Linked DNA regions of Homo sapiens: regions 1 and 3 are each linked to region 2. The links are chromatin contacts, found by Hi-C or POLR2A ChIA-PET in ENCODE. All regions are on one chromosome and are shown on one strand. The core of a region is the stretch at or near the end of the contact, and the rest is flanking DNA. Distances in the headings are between cores, read along the strand shown. Region 1 holds the start of GATAD1 (GATA zinc finger domain containing 1). Region 2 holds the start of CLDN12 (claudin 12). Region 3 holds the start of SRI (sorcin).

Evidence for each region. A loop is a pair of places that touch in the nucleus more often than their neighbours do. ChIA-PET counts read pairs that join two places held with the same protein, here RNA polymerase II (POLR2A). Pooled maps may share reads with other maps.
Region 1: a map of CD4-positive, alpha-beta memory T cell shows a loop between it and region 2 (9-fold over the local background). The contact joins the promoter of GATAD1 here to the promoter of CLDN12 in region 2. A Hi-C loop is called at or near these places in 1 of 168 maps with a recorded cell type or tissue (CD4-positive, alpha-beta memory T cell) and 11 of 50 pooled maps. POLR2A ChIA-PET finds 5 or more read pairs at or near these places in 1 of 52 experiments (Panc1).
Region 3: a map of CD8-positive, alpha-beta T cell shows a loop between it and region 2 (4-fold over the local background). The contact joins the promoter of SRI here to the promoter of CLDN12 in region 2. A Hi-C loop is called at or near these places in 3 of 168 maps with a recorded cell type or tissue (CD8-positive, alpha-beta T cell and naive thymus-derived CD4-positive, alpha-beta T cell), 4 of 37 single-sample maps with no recorded cell type and 18 of 50 pooled maps. POLR2A ChIA-PET finds 5 or more read pairs at or near these places in 2 of 52 experiments (B cell and activated CD4-positive, alpha-beta T cell).

What each region holds. Positions count from the first base shown.
Region 1 is chr7:92,446,214-92,449,240 of GRCh38, reverse strand. It overlaps GATAD1 (GATA zinc finger domain containing 1), which reads right to left and starts at 1,759. Exons shown (of 5, transcript NM_021167.5): 1 at 1,263-1,759; 2 at 364-489. The coding sequence starts at 1,511. RefSeq lists an enhancer at 590-639 and a silencer at 1,070-1,839.
Region 2 is chr7:90,402,205-90,405,087 of GRCh38, reverse strand. CLDN12 (claudin 12) reads right to left here and starts at 1,627. Exons shown (of 4, transcript NM_001185072.3): 1 at 1,539-1,627. RefSeq lists an enhancer at 922-1,447.
Region 3 is chr7:88,218,657-88,221,660 of GRCh38, reverse strand. It overlaps SRI (sorcin), which reads left to right and starts at 1,623. Exons shown (of 8, transcript NM_003130.4): 1 at 1,623-1,685; 2 at 2,719-2,802. The coding sequence starts at 1,635. SRI-AS1 (SRI antisense RNA 1) reads right to left here. Exons shown (of 3, transcript NR_120517.1): 2 at 2,437-2,912. RefSeq lists silencers at 1,401-1,900, 2,548-2,637.

The sequences.
Region 1 (3,027 bases), core at 510-3,009, 2.0 Mb before region 2:
TGAAAAAAAAAAGTTTTCTTAGTGTACCTGGCCATATCAAGAACCATAATCTCTCCTCTTCCTTTCCATAGAGAACCCCAAAAAATGGGCTCAAGGTTGATGTTTCTTTTAAACCCATATTTTATATTTTCCAGGGGAAAAAATAAAAGCTAAAAAACAAAAAGGAAAGAGTATTATTAACTTTATAAACAGTGAGCCTCCTGCAACAGAGCTCATTCCCTTTTGGGGAATCTGGACCATTCCCCAGAATACTAAGGAAGGGCTACCAAGGGCAGAGTCCAAGTTCAATGGTGAGAAATGAAGGCAGTGGCAGGATACACACAACGTCATTACAGTAAAAGGCACTGTCCACAAATATCTTACATTTTTCAATTTAAATATATGTCTTCTCCCTTTTCCTTTGGTGGAGACTTTCTTTTCAGCAGCCGGAGCAGATTTGTATTTAGTGTTTCTGAGCCGAGCAGACCTCCTGTGAATTTCCTGCTTACTCTGTTACACAAACAAATTAAAGAACAAAAAGAGAAAGAAGTAAAAAGTGCATAAAGGTTGCAGTACAATCATCTTACAAGGATCCCAGAGTATGTACTTTATAAGAGCATTTAACAATTAAGATTGCCCTTTTGCTTTTCAAGAGAAGTAATTACAGCAACTAGGCTAAGTAAAACCGGAAGTTCAGCACCCGGAATCTCGGAGCTCGCTGGACAGGCGTCTCCAGAGCCTCCAAAAGGTGTGAGCTGCTTGTAATAGGGCAGGAGGCGGGAGTAGGAGTCAGTCTTGACCAAGACAAACACTATTCATTTGTTGTGTCTACAATAGAGAAAAACACTTAACAACTTTACTCCCTAAGGCCAGAGAACGTAGTAGGTTATGGCGCCCCCTGCAACGGAATACTTAAGCTGCCATTTACAATAATGACATAATAATCTTACTTCATAACCTGATATGACAAAACCTTTAACAAGGAATGAGGTCCAGCGCCTGCATTTGTGGCATGACACTGTATACGACTGTGTAGACATGTGTATATTGAGATTTTCTTAAGGGCTTTACATCTTGGTTCTTATTGCTTTGAATTTCTTACAATAACAGGTGCTTCGGAATGGGCCAAACGAAAGATCTCAGTAGGAGGTGGGGAGGGGCGTTCCAGCCAGCAGGAGCACGGCGATCGGGGAAGCCCGCGCCCGCCCGCTCCCAGCCAGCCCGTCCCCGCCCGCCTAGCACCTGGTCGGCCTCCGCCGGCGGGAGGGGCCGGAGGAGCTCACCTGCTTGCCGCCCCCGCCCCCGTTGCTCTGCGGAGGGGTGGCGGAGGTGCTGGCGAAGGTCGCCGCGCCGAAGCCGCCGCCGCCGCTGCCCCCAGTCCCTCCAGCCGCCCCCGAGCCTGCGCCCCCGCTGCCCGCGCCGCCCCGGCCAGTGCAATGATGGCAGAGGATCTCCCCCTGCGCTCCCTTCTTCCACATGGAGGACGACGTGGTCTTGCATACGCTGCAGGTGGGCTTCAGGCCCAGCGGCATGGTGGCCGGCTCGGGCGGCCCCCGCGGGCGCAGAGACACGGGAATGGCGGACGGTAGCCCGGCCGCCCCCTGGTCGGCCCGCCACTCCCGGCGATAGGAAGAGCGGTGAGAGCGTCGGCACGGAGCTGCCGGTGAAAGGACCAGGCCGCTGGCGCTGCCCCGTGGAGGCGGGAAGCGGGTTCCGCCGGCTCCGCAGGCGGAGGCCAGGATTCCCTGGCCCGAGGCACTGGGAAGCAGGACTGGGAAAGGGATCTGGCCGGGGTGGGGGGGACGCGGAGACTTCCGGCGGTGAGCTGGCCCCAGGGCCCCGCAGCCCGACCGCCTGACCGGAAGTGCAGCACCCGGAATTACTGGGAGCTTGCTGCAGTTCCGCTTGCTGTCGCCTAGGGGCAGGGTTCTCAAACTTTTTGGTCTCAGGCCTAGAATTTGCCGGGTAAAATACAGGACGCCCAATTAAATGTGACTTTCAGGTAAACGACGAACAATTTTTTTAGCGTGAGTGTATCCCATGCAATAATGGTTTATCCGAGAGGCGTTTAACTGGGGGTCCTGTATTTTTATGTGCTAAATCTGGCAATCCAGGTCTGGCGTGGTGGCTCACGCCTGCAATCCCAGCACTTTGGGAGACCAAGGCCGGCGGATTACTTGAGCTCAGGAGTTCGAGATCAGCCTGGCCAACGTGGTGAAACCCCTTCTCTAATAAATATACAAAAATTAGCCGGGCTCAGTGGCGGGCTCTGGGGTAATCCCAGCTACCCTGGAGGCTGCGGCAGAAGAATCTCTTGAGCGCGGGAGGTGGAGGCTGCAGTGAGCCAAGATCGCGCCATTGCACTCCAGCCTGGGGGATAGAGTGAGACTCCGTCTCAAAAAAAAAAAAAAAATCTGGCAATCTTACTTAGGAACCCTTTACACTCTTAAAAATTATACTTTGGACATCGCCCTACACCTCCCCCATGTCTATACTTTTGTTTAGTTGAATTCAGAGCATGCCGTTTATGGACATCGACAAAGGGTTCAGAAAATGCCATCCACTGACATCTATGTATTAGAAATTGAAATTGAGACATTTTACAGCCTAAGATGTCAAGCGCACATTCTTCAGCCGTTGGATAATATCGTTGCAAATCCTGTGGACTCTGAAGAGTATACCGATTAGAGAATGCGGAGAAAATCGAATAGCTGGCTGTTATTCAATTCAAAACTGTTGGAAAACAGTTTTGGCTCTGAGGACCCAGCAGTTGACAAACAGCAGGCCTGGGACAAGAGCAGTATGAGAAGTCAGATCGCCTCTTTTAATGTCACTAGTCAGTACAGGCCTCGCCAGACAAGTCTCTCCTCAGCCTCACTTGGAAGAACATGCCCTCTCTTCATGATCCTGGGTTTCCTAGACTTAGTATCCTTGGAAAGGTCTTGATGAATATATTGTGGTGGGAAGCAGTGGGGAGAAACAAACGCCTATTATGTCACAAAACCACATTTAGTGCTTATAACAACCTTGGAATGAGATATTATCAGA
Region 2 (2,883 bases), core at 378-2,877:
CTGGCTCAAAAAATAATAATAATAATAATTAGCCAGGTGTGATGGTGCACACGTGTTGTCCCAGTTTCTTGGGAGGCTGACATGGAAGGATCACTTGAGCCCAGGAGTTTGAGGACACAGTGAGTCATGATCATGCCACTGCACTCCAGCCTGGATGACATAGCAATGATCTGTCTCAAATAATAAAAAAAAAAAAATAAAAAGGCTGTTTATTCCTTAATTCATGCATTATATATGAGAAATATATAGAATATAGAAAAATACGTAGAAATAGAAGAAAAAAATTAACTCATCTTGTGACTTGAGAATATAGGAGAAATGAGGATGAAAAACACTTTGCTGTCTTGGGAATATATGATTGATATTTAATGAATGTTTTAGATCATTTTCATGACTACGGTGAAAGGATAAGGAAGGTGGTGAAAGACTGTGCAGTTGTCTTGGAAGTAAAAGAAATTTTCTTTTACATTTTTAAAAAAGGACACTGACAACAAGACCAGACAAAGTTGATCTGAATTCTGCATCCTGAAATTTGCAACCAGAATGCTTAAAAAAAAAATAGTTCCACCAATGGCTCAACCTGATACTTAAAGATGCTTCTATATATCTACTTTAAACATTAGCCACTTCCTCTTCAAATACCATTTATCTCAAACAGGTAGGATGAGAATGGAAACTCATTATTATGTGCGCCTGAGAGTTTCCTGGATTGAGGCGTTCATCACTAGCCCTATTACGATCATTATGTAGAATGCTCTCTGCAACTGGCTGCTCGGAGATTTCAGTCAAGTCCCCCCCAACCCCTCCCCCGCCCCAAATGTGTTTCTTGGGTTGGTATCAATCATAATTGCACACTCCAAAGTCAGAGGAAATCGTTTTACAATTAATAACGCACAATAGAATCCTTGAGCAATCATTTTAAGTGAGGTCACCAAGTCTGACCTTTCCCTAACGTGGCTATGGGCCCCTTACAAGGCCGGGTGCACAGAACTTACAGGAAAGCAAACCAAGCTTCCAGAGCAATCCGCATCCCCCTCCGCCCCCCTCCTCCCCCCTCCGCCTCCTCTCCTCCTCCCTCTTTTCGAAGAGCCCTGTGTGTGGTAGACCCAGACCTGGCAGAAGGAAGAAAACGCCCTACTAGTTAGAGCCAATGGAGAGAGACCGCAACAGTGACTGTTAACGCTCTCAGAGCTAGCCCATCCCTGCAACACTGAGTGGGTTTGAACCGCAAGCAGGTCATCATTACGCAACCAGCATCAGCTGGTTATTCAAAAATAGCAGCTTGGGCTCCCCCACAAACCCGCGCCAGCAAAGCTCCCAGTCCTTGGCGGCTCCGGCAACACACCTCGACATTTCCATACTCCTGTGTACAAAATAATTTTTTAAAGCCTTACCAAATACCTACTCAATTTTCACATCCACAGATGTGGTCAGCGTTTTCCAACGCTCCTGATTCTCCTGGATTTAGCCATTTTACATAAAATCCTCAGTTACTTATGCAAAAGACCCAGAAATCGGAACATCTTGACCACACCTACCTGCTTCTCACACGCAGGGCATTTTACTCGCCCACACTGAGGAGCCTCTTGGAGCGTCTCCCTCTCAGCGTCCCAGGAAGTGCGTTCCCAGCGAGGTACACCGGAGGCTTCTGGGAGCGCAGTCAGGTTTTCCCGTGGCCCTGAACGGCAATGCCCTGGATGGCTGGGACTACAATTCCCAGAATCCACTGGGCCGCCAGCCGCAGGCAACATCCTGCGACCACCTCCTGCCCTTCCCTTTCTCTGCCTCCACCTCCCCGGATTTCTCTTGCACCTTATGTTCCGTCTAGAATTGGGTTATCGGTTAAAGAAAAAAAAAAGGCAAAACGAAACAAAACTAAAAGTAGTTTTGAGTTGGATACCTAAGTACCCAGGTGACTTGAAGGTGACTTGCCCGTAGGAAGGTTAGCAAAAATTCTTAAATCTGGATTTTTTTTCCCCTCAAAGTGTTTATCTAGGCAAAAAGTAGAAAAAGAGCTCAAAGTCTAGAACCAAACAGCCCAGATTTGTATGGGGCTTTGCTGTGTATTGATTGGGTGGCCCTGGGAAAGTTATCTCTACATCTGGAGGTTATCTGGAAAAATGGGGATAAGATCACCCACATCATACTGTTGTCTTGAAAACTGAGGGACCTAATATAGCTAAAGTACAGTATAGCTAGCTATTAGATATTTGAACTAATTTTACTCTCCCACACAATTTCTACTGTCCTGTCCCTTTCTCTGTTGGCTTCTCTCCAATGTGAAGTCCTGCATTAGTGAATGAATATCTGAATTAAACTAAAAGATTCCAAAGTCCTAAATAGCAATGATCTGATTTTTTAAAAAATAAAGGATGCTGAAGTGTTGTGATGCCTACTACTTCGAAATGATCACACATACACACACACATACACACACACAAATGGATATAAAGTGTGGCAAAGTGTATAATTGTTGGATTCATGAAGAATATGTTTGTGGGTGTCTCTTGTACTATTCTTTCAAATTCTCTGTATCTTAGAAATTTTTCAAAATAAAAAGAAGAAAAAGTATCATAGTTTATACAAAAGGATGGCACCCATCCCAAGTAAGTATAACCTTGGCAAGTAAGGTAACCCCTTTGTGCCTCAAGGTCTCATCTGTAACAGTATATCTACATCAGAAAATTGTGATGAGGATTAAATGAATTACTACAGAGACAGTTACAACAGTATCTGACGCATAATAAGGACTATATGTTTGCTATTAGCATTTTCCATTTTGCGTTGCTCTAGTAACAATGAGACTATTTGTCAGAGACTTTTTAAAAAGGGAGGGTAGAGAGGCTACTATCAGTCCACTGCTACCTCCTTCTTATGTGTGAT
Region 3 (3,004 bases), core at 374-2,873, 2.2 Mb after region 2:
AGATGTCTAAGGACAACTGATATGCCAATTCGTATAGCCGTTTATCCACGAAGCTAATTCTGCAGTACTTAAAAATATTTTATATGCTTTATACTTCTTTCAAACTTGAGTCTTGAGCTTGTACTCAACATCGAGTTCGGCCCTGACATCTACTCTTTATAGTCGGTTACCTCTTTCTGAAGAAACAGGCTTCCAAAGAGAGACCAGGGGACTCATTAGATGTCTCATCTACCTTGATGATTGCTACCTTGATGATTGAAAACAGTAACCTGCTTCCTGAATCAAACACAAAACAGGCAACATGCAGTGTCTTTGCTATGCCACAACAGGGACTATTAGAATTTTTCTCACAATTCGGACTTTGGTTTTCAAAAGGGCTTGCGAGGGAAGTTACACACAAGAGAAAAACAATGAACCGAATGAGGACAATAGCCCACGAATTTAGAATGGAGGAAGCCCGTCCACCACAGCGAAAAAGCACAGTACCACATTGGCGGGTGCTCCAATATTTGTGAAATGTTGATGACCCTTTAAATGTTTCTGTGCAACCTCCACAACAAATACTGTGAATCTTGCTTATTAATGCGTTTCTCAATACGTTAAAATTCAGGAAATCATTAAGTCTAGTCCTTAACAGTGAAGGGCAAGCAATTTTCTGTCATTGAAATTACACAAAACAAAACAAAAAGCTCACGCCTGAATTGCTTCGGACTATTCAACTGGAAGATAGAAAAATATATGAAGTAAAGAAGAATAACCTACATAGAAGTTCCTATCTCTTATCTTCCTGAATACTTACCAGTACACTATTAGTTTGTTCTAAACTTTTCTTATATAAAAAGTAGCTGAATACTTTTAGGGAAATGGATTGTTTTGTCTGAATCATCCAGATAATTCAAACAATTCATTTTCCTAAGAACGATATGTGTGAGTCTGTCCTGCCCGGAAAATGCCCTCTGTCCTACTCAGGACACAAGTCACGCTCAGCTTAAACAGGCAAGGAATTGTCCCCTAGGAAGGAAATACGCCGTTGTCGTTCAGTGAACTCTGCAACCAACAGCAAGCCAAACTCTCCCTTGCACACAGTTCGTCAAGTTAATTCTTATTTTCCAAGGGCGCTTTCGTATTTCCATCTTTCAAAGACTCCTTCACCCACTGGCACCTAAGGCTTGCCCTAACGCATCCAGCCCCTGCCTCGCGATGGTGCGCTCCGCTTATAATAGCTCCGTCCTGTCCAATAAAGTTGTTTAAAATAAGAAATGTGCCAGATAATAGCCAAGTCCGAAGGAAAAAAAAAAAAAAAGAATTCCTGGGGTGGTGTATTGGTGTTGGAATGTGCCATTAGTTTTGGAGGGAGGAAAGTCCCTGGTGTGAATTGCCTCGCAGGTCGTAGGCCGCCACTGGACCTTCAGTCGTGCACTGCATTAGCGCCGTAATGGCAAAGATACGAAGAAGCGCGCAGGCAGGGGAGCCACGGCCGCGCGCACAGGCAAGAGCTGGAGACGACTGCGGAGCGCGTCCCCCACGCCCGCGTGGTGCGCTCTGGGGCGGCCCCCTAGCGGCAGGGCGGGGCGGGGCAGGGGGCGGAGAGGCCTGGCGCACAGGGCGAGGGCGGCTGCGGCGCAGTCTGCAGCATGGCGTACCCGGGGCATCCTGGCGCCGGCGGCGGGTACTACCCAGGCGGGGTAAGTGCTGACTGCGCGGGATCGCGGCCCAGGCGGCTCCGGGGCGCTAAGAGGCCACCTTGGAGATGCTGCGGCCAGCGGGGTGAGGCGCTGCTGGGCGGCTACCCGGGCTCCTTCCGCCCTCGGCTTCTCCCTGCGCTCGCGGCCTCGCCCTAGGCCCCTGGGGTTCGGCCTCTCCCCACGTTTCCCCGTCCCTTCTCCTGGATGGCCCTGCGGGGCCAAGGTGAGGGTGGATTGGGACCCTAGAAGCCCACCCTGCGGCTTCTCGGATACGCGGCGTGAAATCGTGTTAATTGGGTGTTGGCTGACCCCCACCCCACCCCACCCCCGCCTTCTTGGTTGCCTCCCAGAGCAACAACAGTCATTTTATTCTAGAATGATATACCTTCCTCCCTTTAAAAAACAAACAAACAAACAAACAAACAAACAAACAAAAAACGAGTGAGAAGGGGGACGGAAAAAAAGGGAAAACCTGCTGAAGTAAAAGACCTGTAGGAAGGCAGCCTCGCCGGGCGTCTGGGATGCGCGTTGTCTTGGGAACTGTTTCCGAGACAGGCAATGTTCCCTCGCCACCCACGAGATACAGCCCGGCCGGACACCTTACTCTTCCCTAGGCTACACCCGTCTCAGAATGTTACCAACTCCAGCCTTCCATCGTTCATAAAACGCTCTTAAAATACCATAAATGCTGTAACAACAAAAGGAGAATTTGAAGCCCTGCCATTCGTTGGCTTACCTAGTTTGCACTCACCTCAGTAACCTTCAGGTTAATAGGGATTTTAAAAGTTGCTTTACATATGTAGACATCACTTTCACAGCAACTCTTTATGGTCTAAGTCGCCAGTTTTTAAATTACGGGGTGTGAATGGAAGAGAGGGGTGGAGTGTTGGCAGAGTGTGCCCGGTGGTGGGGAGGTGAGCCTTGTGAAGGGCGGGCAGGCGGGCAGTTGTCTGGCCTTGCACAAAAGCCCTCAGTGGTGAAAGAAGAAAACTTGATTCGGCAGAATGACGTGTATGTGTTTCCTGTTTCACAGTATGGAGGGGCTCCCGGAGGGCCTGCGTTTCCCGGACAAACTCAGGATCCGCTGTATGGTTACTTTGCTGCTGTAGCTGGACAGGTTAGCTTTTCCCTTTAATATTAAAGAGCCGTTATTGTCTGCATTTGTGGTAGCTTTTGATATAGTGACACAGAAAAGCGAACTTCCTGTGGTACTGAGTCCCTTTGCTTCTGCAAAAGAAAAAAAAAGTTGTTTCTTATTTTAGTTTTTTATTTCTGAATGTTCAGAATAAATGAGGACAAAGTGTTACTCGTATTTATGT